Linked DNA regions of Homo sapiens: region 1 is linked to region 2. A link is a loop called in an ENCODE intact Hi-C map of the cell type or tissue named here. Cell type or tissue: heart left ventricle. All regions are shown on one strand. Each heading gives the region's core, and the rest is flanking DNA. Links, peaks and the distances in the headings are about the cores only.

The links. Hi-C counts contacts between places; a loop is a spot of excess contacts. Peaks named below come from ENCODE experiments on the same cell type or tissue, not always from the same donor. Only the 100,000 strongest peaks of a DNase experiment are listed, where the experiment ranks them.
Region 1: a loop joins it to region 2, with 8 times the contacts of the local background. A loop is called at or near these places in 17 of 110 quality-filtered maps.

The regions. Positions count from the first base shown.
Region 1 is chr19:3,124,253-3,129,571 of GRCh38, reverse strand. It overlaps LOC124904615 (a long non-coding RNA gene), which reads left to right and starts at 2,941. Exons shown (of 3, transcript XR_007067092.1): 1 at 2,941-3,964; 2 at 4,105-4,974; 3 at 5,164-5,260. In heart left ventricle, for the core only: CTCF peaks have their summits at 3,184 (motif pointing left) and 3,400 (motif pointing right); a DNase peak (open chromatin) is centred at 3,421.
Region 2 is chr19:2,959,783-2,965,153 of GRCh38, reverse strand. No RefSeq gene overlaps it. Among named protein-coding and RNA genes, the nearest start is that of TLE6, 15 kb to the left of the region's middle. In heart left ventricle, for the core only: a CTCF peak has its summit at 2,883 (motif pointing left); no DNase peak of the experiment used is centred there.

The DNA of each region.
Region 1 (5,319 bases), core at 320-5,319, 160 kb before region 2:
TTACAGGCATGAGACACCACACCTGGCCAATAGTATTTTTGTTGTTGTTGTTTAGCTGTGGTTTGTTACAGATGCCCTTTATCAGGTTGAGGAAGTTCCTTTCTACTCCTAATTTGCTTAGAATTTTTATCATGAATGAAAGTTGAATTGTATCAAATGTATTTTCTTTATCTATTGATATGATCATGTAGTTTTTCTTTCGTCTGTTAATATGGCAAGTTATATTGACTGATTTTCCAATGTTGAGCTTGTCTTGTATTCCTGGGATAAATGCCACCTGGTGGTGAGGTGGTTTTCTTTCTGTATATCACTGGATTTCATTATTTCACTTGCTAATATTTTGTTAAGGATTTTAGTATCTATGTTTTTGAGTATACTGATCTGTAATTTCCCTGTACTGTCTTTAATTTTGGTATCAGGATAATACTGGCCTCTTAAAATGAGTTGGGAAGTATTCCATCCTCTTCTATTTTCTGAAACAGATTGTGAAGAATTTGATGTTATTTTTTCTTTAAATGTTTGATAGGATTCACCACTAAAACCATCTGGGCCTAAAGTTTTATTTTATTTTTCATTTTTTATTGTTGTTGTTGTTTGAGACAGAGTCTCGCTCTGTCACCCAGGCTGGAGTGCAGTGGCATGATCTTGGCTCACTGCAAGCTCTGCCTCCCGGGTTCACGCCATTCTCCTATATCAACCTCCCAAATAGCTGGGACTACAGGCACCCACCACCATGCCCAGCTAATTTTTTCGTATTTTTAGTAGAGACGAGGTTTCACCGCGTTAGCCGGAATGGTCTTGATCTCCTGACCTCGTGATCCACCCGCCTTAGCCTCCCAAATGTTTTATTCTTTAGAAGACTTTAACTTCAAATTCTGTTTCTTTAATACGTATAGGACTGTTCAGGTTTTCTGTTTCTTCCTGAGTGAGTTTTGGTAGCTTGTGTCTCTCGAGAAATTGGTCCATTTCCTTTAAGTTGTCAAATTTATGTGCATACACTTATTTGTAGTATTCCCTTATTATCCTTTAAATTTCTTTAGGGTGAGTAATGATATCCCCTCCTTTGTGCCTGTTGCTGGTAATTTCTTTTTCTCTCTGGAGGGTGAATCTAGACTAAAGGTTTATCAATTTCATTAATTTTTTTCAAAGAACCAGCTTATGGCTTTATTGATTTTTCTATACTGTTTTTCTATTTTTTATTCCATTGATTTCTATTCTATTATTTTCTCTTTAGTTTGTGTTTAGTTTGCTCTTCTCTTTCTAATTTCTTGGGAGTAGAAGCTTAAAATATTAGACCTTTCAGGCCAGGCGCAGTGGCTCACAGCTGTAATCCCAAAAATTTGGGAAGCTGAGGCAGGTGGATCACCTGAGGTCAGGAGTTCAAGACCAGCCTGGACAACATGGAGAAACCCTGTCACTACTAAAATACAAAAATTAGCCAGATGTGGTGGCAGGTGCCTGTAATTCCAGCTACTCAGGAGGCTGAGACAGGAGAATCACTTGAACCTGGGAGGCAGAGGTTGCAGTAAGCCGAGATTGCACCATTGCACTCCAGCCTGAGCAACAGAGCAAGACTCCATCTCAAAAAAAAAAAAAAAAAAAAAATCCTCAAAATCATGGTGAATTTTTGCCAGTTTTGAACTTTATGCACACAGAATTACATAAAATGAGTTCAGGTACATCTGGCTTCTATCATTCCACGTGATGTTTGTGTGATTAACTCATATTGTGTACATGGTTGTGGTTCATTAATCCTGATTGTCATAGACTATTCCTCTGGATAAATAAACTACAATCTATTCATCCATTCTACTGTTGATGGGCATTTGGTTAAATTTTAGTTTGGGGCTGTAATGAATAGGGCAGCTATGGGCATTTGGTACATGTCTTTTGTGATTATATGTGTGGCTTTCTGTAGGTAAATACCCAATGGTAGAATTGCTGGGTTATAAAGTATTTCCTAGATATTAACTATCTTTTGCCAAAGTGCATGCACCAATTTACACTTCCAATAACTCTAAGATTTTGCTTTTTTTTTTTTTTTTTGACACAGAGTCTCACCCTGTTGCCCAGGCTGGAGTGCAGTGGTGCGATCTTGGCTCACTGCAAGCTCTGCCTCCCCGGTCCATGCCATTCTCCTGCCTCAGCCTCCCAAGTAGCTGGGACTACAGGCACCCGCCACCACACCCGGCTAATTTTTTGTATTTTTAGCAGAGACCGGGTTTCATAGTGTTAGTCAGGATGGTCTCAATCTCCTGACCTCGTGATCCGCCCGCCTCGGCTTCCCAAAGTGCTGGGATTACAGGCGTGAGCCACCACTCCCAGCCACCTTTTTTTTTAGAGAAAGTTTCACTCTGTCACCCAGGCTGGAGTGCAATGACACGATCTTGGCTCACTGAAACCTCTGCCTCCCGGGTTCAAGCGATTCTCCTGCCTCAACCTCCTGAGTAGCTGGGACTACAGGCGCCCGCCACCACACCCAGCTAATTTTTGTATTTTTGGTAGAGACGGAGTTTCACCTTGTTGACCAGGCTGGTCTCGAACTCCTGACCTCAAGTGATCCACCCACCTCAGCCTCCCAAAATGCTGGGATTAGAGGCGTGAGCCACCACGCCCGACTAATTTTTGTATTTTTAGTAGAGATGGGTATGAGCCACTGCACCTGGCCTATTTGTTTATTTATTTATCTTGAGGAGTCTCACTTCTTCGCCCAGGCTAGAGTGCAGTGGCATCATCTCGGCTCACTGCTACCTTTGCCTCCCAGGTTCAAACGATCATTGTGCCTCAGCCTCCCAAGTAGCTGGGACTACAGGCATGCGCCACCACACCCGGCTAATTTTTTGAATTTTAAGTAGAGACGAGGTTTCGCTATGTAGGCCAGGCTGGTCTTGAACTCCAGACCTCAAACGATCCGCCCGCCTCGGCCTCCCAAAGTGCTGGAATAACAGGCATGAGCCACTGCACCCGGCCTCCTCGGAATTTTTAAACAGGGACCCTGTGTTTTCATTTTGCTCCGGGTCCTATGGATTCTGCGGGGGGTGCTGGAGCTGCCTGCCCAGCTGAACAGGCTAGGGCTGTTGTCAGGACCTAGGAAGGACTGGCCAGCCGTCAGGGCAAGCTGCCTCAGGCAAGACGCTCACCCTCTGTGCCTCGGTTTTCCTTTTAGGATGGGCAGGGGGCTAGGGGCAGGCAAGGAGCTGTCTGGGGCGACTCCTGCTGGCCACTGGGGGCACTATATGCACCTGCGATATCCATGCCGGGCCCAGCTCCCCCCAGCACTCAACGCCCCTTAGCTGACTCACCCACCTCTGCTTCTGCCATCTGATCCACACCTATCATTGCCACCTGCACCAGCCTTGTCCCCTGGCTCCCGCCCTCACCCGTCTGTCCTCCCAGCAGCAGCCACCAGAGGCCGCCTGTGAGCACCTGTCAGGTCCTGTCTCTGCTCTGCCTGCGTCCCTCCAGGGCTCCCACCTCCCTCTGAGGGTAAAAGACCAACCCTCCCTGCCCTCCCCCCCTCCCTCCGCTCCAACCACACGGGCCTCCTCGCTGCTCCTCCAACACATCAGGCATGGTCCTGCCCCAGGACCTTTGCACAAGCTGTGCCTCTGCCTGGCTCACCCTCAGGCCACAGCATGGCTCCTTCCCTTCCTGTCTCCCAGGATGCTACTCACGCACCACTTTATCAGGCTTTTCCTGTACAGCCCACCAGGAACAGCCCACCAGAATCAGCCACCATTGGCTGGGCGCTGTGGCTCACGCCTATAATCCCAGCACTTTGGGAGGCCAAGGCGGGCGGATCACCAGAGGTCAGGAGTTTGAGACAAGCCTGGCCAACATGGTGAAACCCCGTCTCTACTAAAAGTACAAAAATTAGCCGGGTGTGGTGGTGGGCGCCTGTAGTCCCAGCTACTCGGGAGGCTGAGGGAGGAGAATCGCTTGAACCCAGGAGGCAGAGGTTGAGGTGAGCTGAGACCGCACCACTGCACTCCAGCCTGGGTGACAGAGCTAGACCCCAACTCAAAAAAAAAAAAAAAGAAAAGAAAAGCAACAGCCACCATCTCCCCATCCTGTCCCACTTCCCTGCTCCATTTCTCTTCCTAGGTGAAGTCGTGCTGGTAAGTGCCACCTTCTCTGCTGCACTGTAGTATCTGGGGCAGCATCGGGCACAGCAAGGGGCCTTAAGCCTGACGGACAGGCCTATCGGACTCAATGAAACTGAAAGAGGATGTGGGGAAATCGCACCCTTGTGCACAGCTGGCGGGATGTGACATGGCACAGCTGCTGTGGAAAAGTCGGGCAGCTCCCCAAAAAATTAAAATAGAGGCCGGGCGCGGTGGTCCACGCCTGTAATCCCAGCACTTTGAGAGGCCGAGGTGGGAGGATCATGAGGTCAAGATGGAGACCATCCTGGCCAACATGGTGAAACCCCATCTCTACTAAAAATACAAAAATTAGCCGGGCGTGATGGCAGGCACCTGTAGTCCCAGCTACTCAGGAGGCTGAGGCAGGAGAATTGGTTGAACCCGGGAGGTGGAGGCTGCAGTGAGCCGAGATCGCGCCACTGCATTCCAGCCTGGCGACAGAGCGAGACTCCTCAAGGTGCATCCAAAAAAAGAAAGACCAGAGGACCCAGCAATGCTACCTCTGGATGCACACACACGAGGACAGACAGGAGGGACTCAAACAGAAGCTTGCACACGCAGGTGCACAGCGGCACGACTGCCAACAGCCACAAGGTGGAAACCACCCAGACGTCCATCGATGATAGATGGATCAACACAGCGTGGCCCATCCACACAGTGGAATATTACTGAACCACGAAAAGGAAGGGAATCCGGACATGGGCTTCAGCGTGGATGCACCTTGAGGACATCATGCTCAGTGAGAGATGCCAGAGACACAGAAGGACACACCCCGCATGGTTCCACTCCTAGGAGGTCCATAGAGCTGTCAGATTCAGGGAGACAAAAGGTAGGATGGGGGGTGCCAGGGGCTGGGGAGGGGGACGGGGAGTGTTTCATGGGGACAGAGTTTCAATTTGGGGAGATACAAGTTCTGGAGAGGATGGTGGTGATGGCTGCACAACCGTGTGGATACACTTAATGCCGCTGAGCTGTGCACTTAGAAATTTATCTGTATTTTACAATTTTTTTTCAAAAGGAAAAAATAACTGAAGGAAGGCTGCAGAGGTCCCACATCCGCAGCTTACAGAAACGGAGGCCCGGAGGGCATGATGTCCCCACAGGTGCCCTGGAAGGTGAGGGGCAGGCTGGCCTGGGACCTGGGCTCCTCCCCGTCTCACTCCCTTGTCCCCAG
Region 2 (5,371 bases), core at 222-5,221:
AGTGGGTTTTGAATCTCCTGGACCTGGCTTTCCTCTCAAAAGAAATCCAGAGACATTAGTTAGCTATTGCTGTGTAACAAATTGCCCCTAAACTTGCTGGGCCATTTACACGAATTGTTGAAACAATCAACATTTATTATCTCACAGTTTCTGATGGTCCAGAATCAGGGGGCAGCTTTGTTGGTTCAACATAGGGTCACTGATGAATAATTATTCATGTTCAAGCCTCTATTTTTTTTTTTTTTTTTGAGACAGGGACTGAGACTCACAGGCTAAGTGCAGTAGGGTGATCACAGCTAACTGCAGCCTCAAACTTCCAGGCCCGAGCGATCCTCTGGCCTCAGCCTCCTGCGTAACTGGAACTACAGTCCCCTGCCACCACGCCCAGGTAATTTTTGTTTGTTTTTGCAGAGACAGGGTCTCCCTATATTGCACAAGCTGGTCTCGAACTCCTGGGTGTTTGAGTCTTTCTTTATCCCCTCTTCAATCGAACACCCTCTGTCATCCAGAATTCAATTAACAAATCTCTTCTCAGTGATGTTTCTCTTATTGTATTTATTTATTTATTTATTTATTTATTTTGAGACCCAGGGTCTCTCTCTTTTGCCCAGGCTGGAGCGCAGTGGTGTGATCTTGGCTCACTGCAACCTCTGCCTCCTGGGTTCAAGTGATTATCCTGCCTCAGCCTCCTGAGTAGCTGAGATTACAGGGGCGCACTATCATGCCCAGCTAATTTTTGTTTTGTTTAGTTTTGTTTTTGAGATGGAGTCTCGCTCTGTCGCCCAGGCTGGAGTGCAGTGGCGCAATCTCGGCTCACTGCAAGCTCCGCCTCCTGGATTCACGCCATTCTCCTGCCTCAGCCTCCCAAGTAGCTGGGACTACAGGCACCTGCCACCATGCCCGGCTAATTTTTTTTTTTTTTTGTATTTTTAGTAGAGACGGGGTTTCACCGTGTTAGCCAGGATGGTCTCGATCTCCTGACCTCATGATCCGCCTGCCTCGGCCTCCCTAAGTGCTGGGATTACAGGCATGAGCCATCACGCCCAGTCTACTTTTTTTTTTAGTAGAGATGGGGTTTTGCCATGTTGGCCAGGCTGGTCTCAAACTCCTGACCTCAGGTGATCCCCCTGCCTCAGCCTCCCAAAGTGCTGGGATTACAGGTGTGAACCATCGCACCCAGCAGACACTTCTCTGATTTAAATCACTCCATCTTTCCCGAGTTTTCCTAATCGTCCCACCACCCTGTGATATTTTCTTGTTTGTTTCATTCTTCCTTGTCTGTCCTGGACGGGCTCTGTAAATTATTGCTAGAAGGAGATGACTGAGTGGGGAGAACTTTTTTTTTTTTTTAAGATGGAGTCTCGCTCTGTCGCCCAAGCTGGAGTTCAGTGGCGTGATCTCGGCTCACTGCAGTCTCCGTCTCCCAGGTTCAAGCAATTGCCCTGCCTCAGCCTCCTGAGTAGCTGGGATTACAGGTGCGCGCCACCATGCCCGGCTAATTTTTGTATTTTTAGTAGAGACAGGGTTTCACCATGTTGGCCAGCCTGTGCTTGAACTCCTGACCTCAAGTGATCCACCCGCCTCAGCCTCCCAAAGTGCTGGGATTACAGGAGTGAGCCACCGTGCCTGGCCAGAGTGGGGAGCACTTTAACCCACCCACATGCATGTTTTTTGGTGTCTGCTTTCCTTGGATGTCTCAGTTGCGAGGGTCCACGCTAGCTTTGCCCCTATGGCATGCCTGGGCCTGATGGGGCCCTGCACTTCCTCTGGACACTGGTTCCCATCAAGGCCAGTTATGGTAGCTCACACCCTCAGTCCCAGCTACTCTGGAGGCTGTGGCAGGAGGCTTGCTTGAGCCTAGGAGTTCGAGACCAGCTGGGCAACATAGCAAGATCCCATCTCTACAAAAAATAAATAAATAAAAAACAAAAAAAGAAAGTAAAGGATTGGAGTCTTTTGAAGGTCAAGCTGTGGATCGTAGTTTACATTTTACCCTTTAAGAACCATCCCCTCGGGCCAGGTGCAGTGGCTCAAGCCTGTAATCCCAGCACTTTGGGAGGCTGACGCTTGCAAATCACCTGAGGTCGGAATTTCGAGACCAGCCTGGCCAACATGGTGAAACCCCATCTCTACTAAAAATACAAAAATGAGCCAGGCATGGTGGTGCATGTCAGTAATCCAAGCTCCTTGGGAGGCTGAGGCAGGAGAATCGCTTGGACTTGGAAGGTGGAGGTTGCAGTGAGCCAAGATTGCACCACCACACTCCAGCCTGGGTGACAGAGGGAGACTCTGTCTCAAAAAAAAAAAAAAAAAAAGAAGGCCAGGCGCGGTGGCTCACGCCTGTCATCCCAGCACTTTGGGAGGCTGAGGCGGGTGGATCACCTAAGGTCAGGAATTCAAGCCCAGCCTGACCAACAAGGTGAAACCCTGTCTCTACTAAAAATACAAAAATTAGCTGGGCGTGGTGGTGGGCACCTGTAGTCCCAGCCACTCGGGAGGCTGAGACAGGAGAATTTCTTGAACCCAGGAGGCGGAGGCTGCAGTGAGCCGAGATCATGCCACTGTACTCCAACCTGGGCGATGGAGTGAGACTCCATTTAAAAAAAAAAAAAAAAAAGAAGAGAACCATCTCTTCCGGGCTTGGAGAGGGGATGTGGCTTCTCCTGGTTCCGTGGTCAAGAGACTCAACTCCCCCAGCTAATTGGTATAAATTTAGAACTGAGTGTGGCCACAGTTAGTTAAACAAGGCATTTTAGGCTATTGAGGGGAAATTCCCAGCTGCCCAATTCTTCATTCCAATCAGGACTCCTAAGTGAAAGGGATGGGTTCATCCCATTGAGACTCTCAAGGCAGGGAGGGGCTGTTCTGAATTGAACTTATGGTCTCTGCTACCCCCTACAGGTCAAATGTTATATGAGCGCTTCGTTGACGTAATTTACATAAGATGACGTCATACATTTAAAGCATATTGTTCAATGACTTTTAGCAAATGTGTCCAACTGCACAACCATAACCACAATCCAATTTTAGAAAATTTCCATCACTAGGCCGGGTGTGGTGGCTCACGCCTGGAATCTCAGCACTTTGGGAGATCGAGGCGGGCGGATCACGAGGTCAGGAGATCAAGGCCATCCCGGCTAACAGGGTGAAACCCCCGTCTCTACTAAAAATACAAAAAAATAAGCCGGGTGTGGTGGCGGGCGCCTGTAGTCCCAGCTACTCGGGAGGCTGGGGCAGGAGAATGGCGTGAACCCAGGAGGCGGAGCTTGCAATGAGCTGAGATGGCGCCACTGCACTCCAGCCTGGGCGACAGAATCCGTATCAAAAAAAGAAAGAAAGAAAGAAGGAAATTTCCCTCATCAGAAGAATGTTCCTCTTGTCTGTTTGTTGTTGTTTTCAGACGAAGTCTCGCTCTGTCGCCCAGGCTGGAGTGCAGTGGTGCGATCTTGGCTCACTGCAACCTCCGCATCCCGGGTTCAAGTAATTCTCCTGCCTCAGCCTCCTGAGCAGCTGGGATTACAGACAGGCGCCACCATGCCCGGATAATTTTTGTATTTTTAGTAGAGACAGGGTTTCACCATGTTGGTCAGGCTGGTCTCGAACTCCTGATCCGCCCGTCTCGGCCTCCCAAAGTGCTGGGATGACAGGCATGAGCCACCACGGCCGGCCTCTTCTGTTTTTGTTTCTCTTTTTGCAAAGATGGGGTCTCGCTGTGTTGCTCAGAGTGGCCTTGAACTCCTGGCCTCAAGCGATCCTCCCACCTCAGCCTCCCAAAGACTTTCATATCTTTAAGTCAGTGGTTCTTAAATTTGAGTGTGCATCACAATTACCTGGGGCGGGGGGTGTTAAAACTCAGATTGTGGACCCCCAACCTAAGACTTTTTCAGGCAGCAAATCTGGGCCTGGGGCCTGAAAACGTGCATTCCTAGCAAGCTCCCAGGTGACAATGCTGCTGCCGCCACTCAGGGAACCACGGTTTGAGAACCGCTACTCTCTTTTTTTTTTTTTTTTTGAGACGGAGTCTCGCTGTCTCCCAGGCTGGAGTGCAGTGGCGCGATCTCGGCTCACTGCAAGCTCCGCCTCCCGGGTTCACGCCATTCTCCTGCCTCAGCCTCCCAAGTAGCTGGGACTACAGGCGCCCGCCACCAGGCTCGGCTAATTTTTTTATGTTTTTAGTAGAGACGGGGTTTCACCGTGTTAGCCAGGATGGTCTAGATCTCCTGAGCTCATGATCCGCCCGCCTCAGCCACCCAAAGTGCTGGGATTACAGGCGTGAGCCACCGCGCCCGGCCAAGAACTGCTACTCTCAATACTAAAGCTCAGGCCGGGCACGGTGACTCTCGCCTGTAATCCCAGCACTTTGGGTGGCTGAGGCAGGAGGATCACTTGAGCCCAGGAGTGGCCAACATGGTGATCAGCCTGGCCAACACGGTGAAACCCACCTTTACTAAAAATATAAAAATTAGGGCCGGGCACGGTGGCTCACGCCTGTAATCCCAGCACTTTGGGAGGCGGAGGCAGGCGGATCATCTGAGGTCAGGAGTTCGAGACCAGCCTGGCCAACATGGCGAAACCCCGTCTCTACTAAAAATAAAAAAATTAGCCGGGAGTGATGGCGCGCACCTCTAATCCCAGCTACTCGGGAGGCTGAGGCAGGAAAATTGCTTGAACCCGGGAGTCGGAGGTTGCAGTGAGCCGAGATCGTGCCACTGCATTCCAACTTGGGTGACAAGAGCAAGACTCCATCTCAAAACGAAACAAAACAAAAATTAGCCGGGCATGGTCGCGCATGCCTGTAATCCCAGGTAGTCAACAGGCTGAGGCAGGACAATCTCTTGAAACTGGGAGGCTGAGGTTGCAGTGAGCCAAGATTGTGTCACTGCACTCCAGCCTGGGTTACAGAGCGAGACCTTGTCTAAAAAAAAAAAAAAAAAAAAAAAAAAAAAAACTAAAGCTCAGCGTTCTATTTTTGGATTTGCAATGGTGATTTTTGATTCCATGCAATAATAGAGGACGGAGCTTTGCTACACCCCCACCCTGCCCCCCATCTCGCTGCCCGCTCTCTGTCTTCTTATTTGAGACAGGGTCTTGCTCTGTTGCCCAGGCTGGAGTGCAGTGGCACGATCATAGCTCACTGCAGCCTCAACCTCCCAGGTTCAAGCAGTCCTCCTGCCTCAGCCCTGCCCAAGTAGCTGGAACAACAGGTGTGTACCACCATGCTCCCCTAATTTTTGTATTTTTTGTAGAGACTCAAAAAAAAAGTTAGGTAAGATCCCGTCCCTCCTCTGCTGATACTCATCCTATGGCCCCACTCACTCAGAGGCAAAACTGAAATCTTTGGAATGGCTTTTGAAGGGCCCTTGGGATCTTT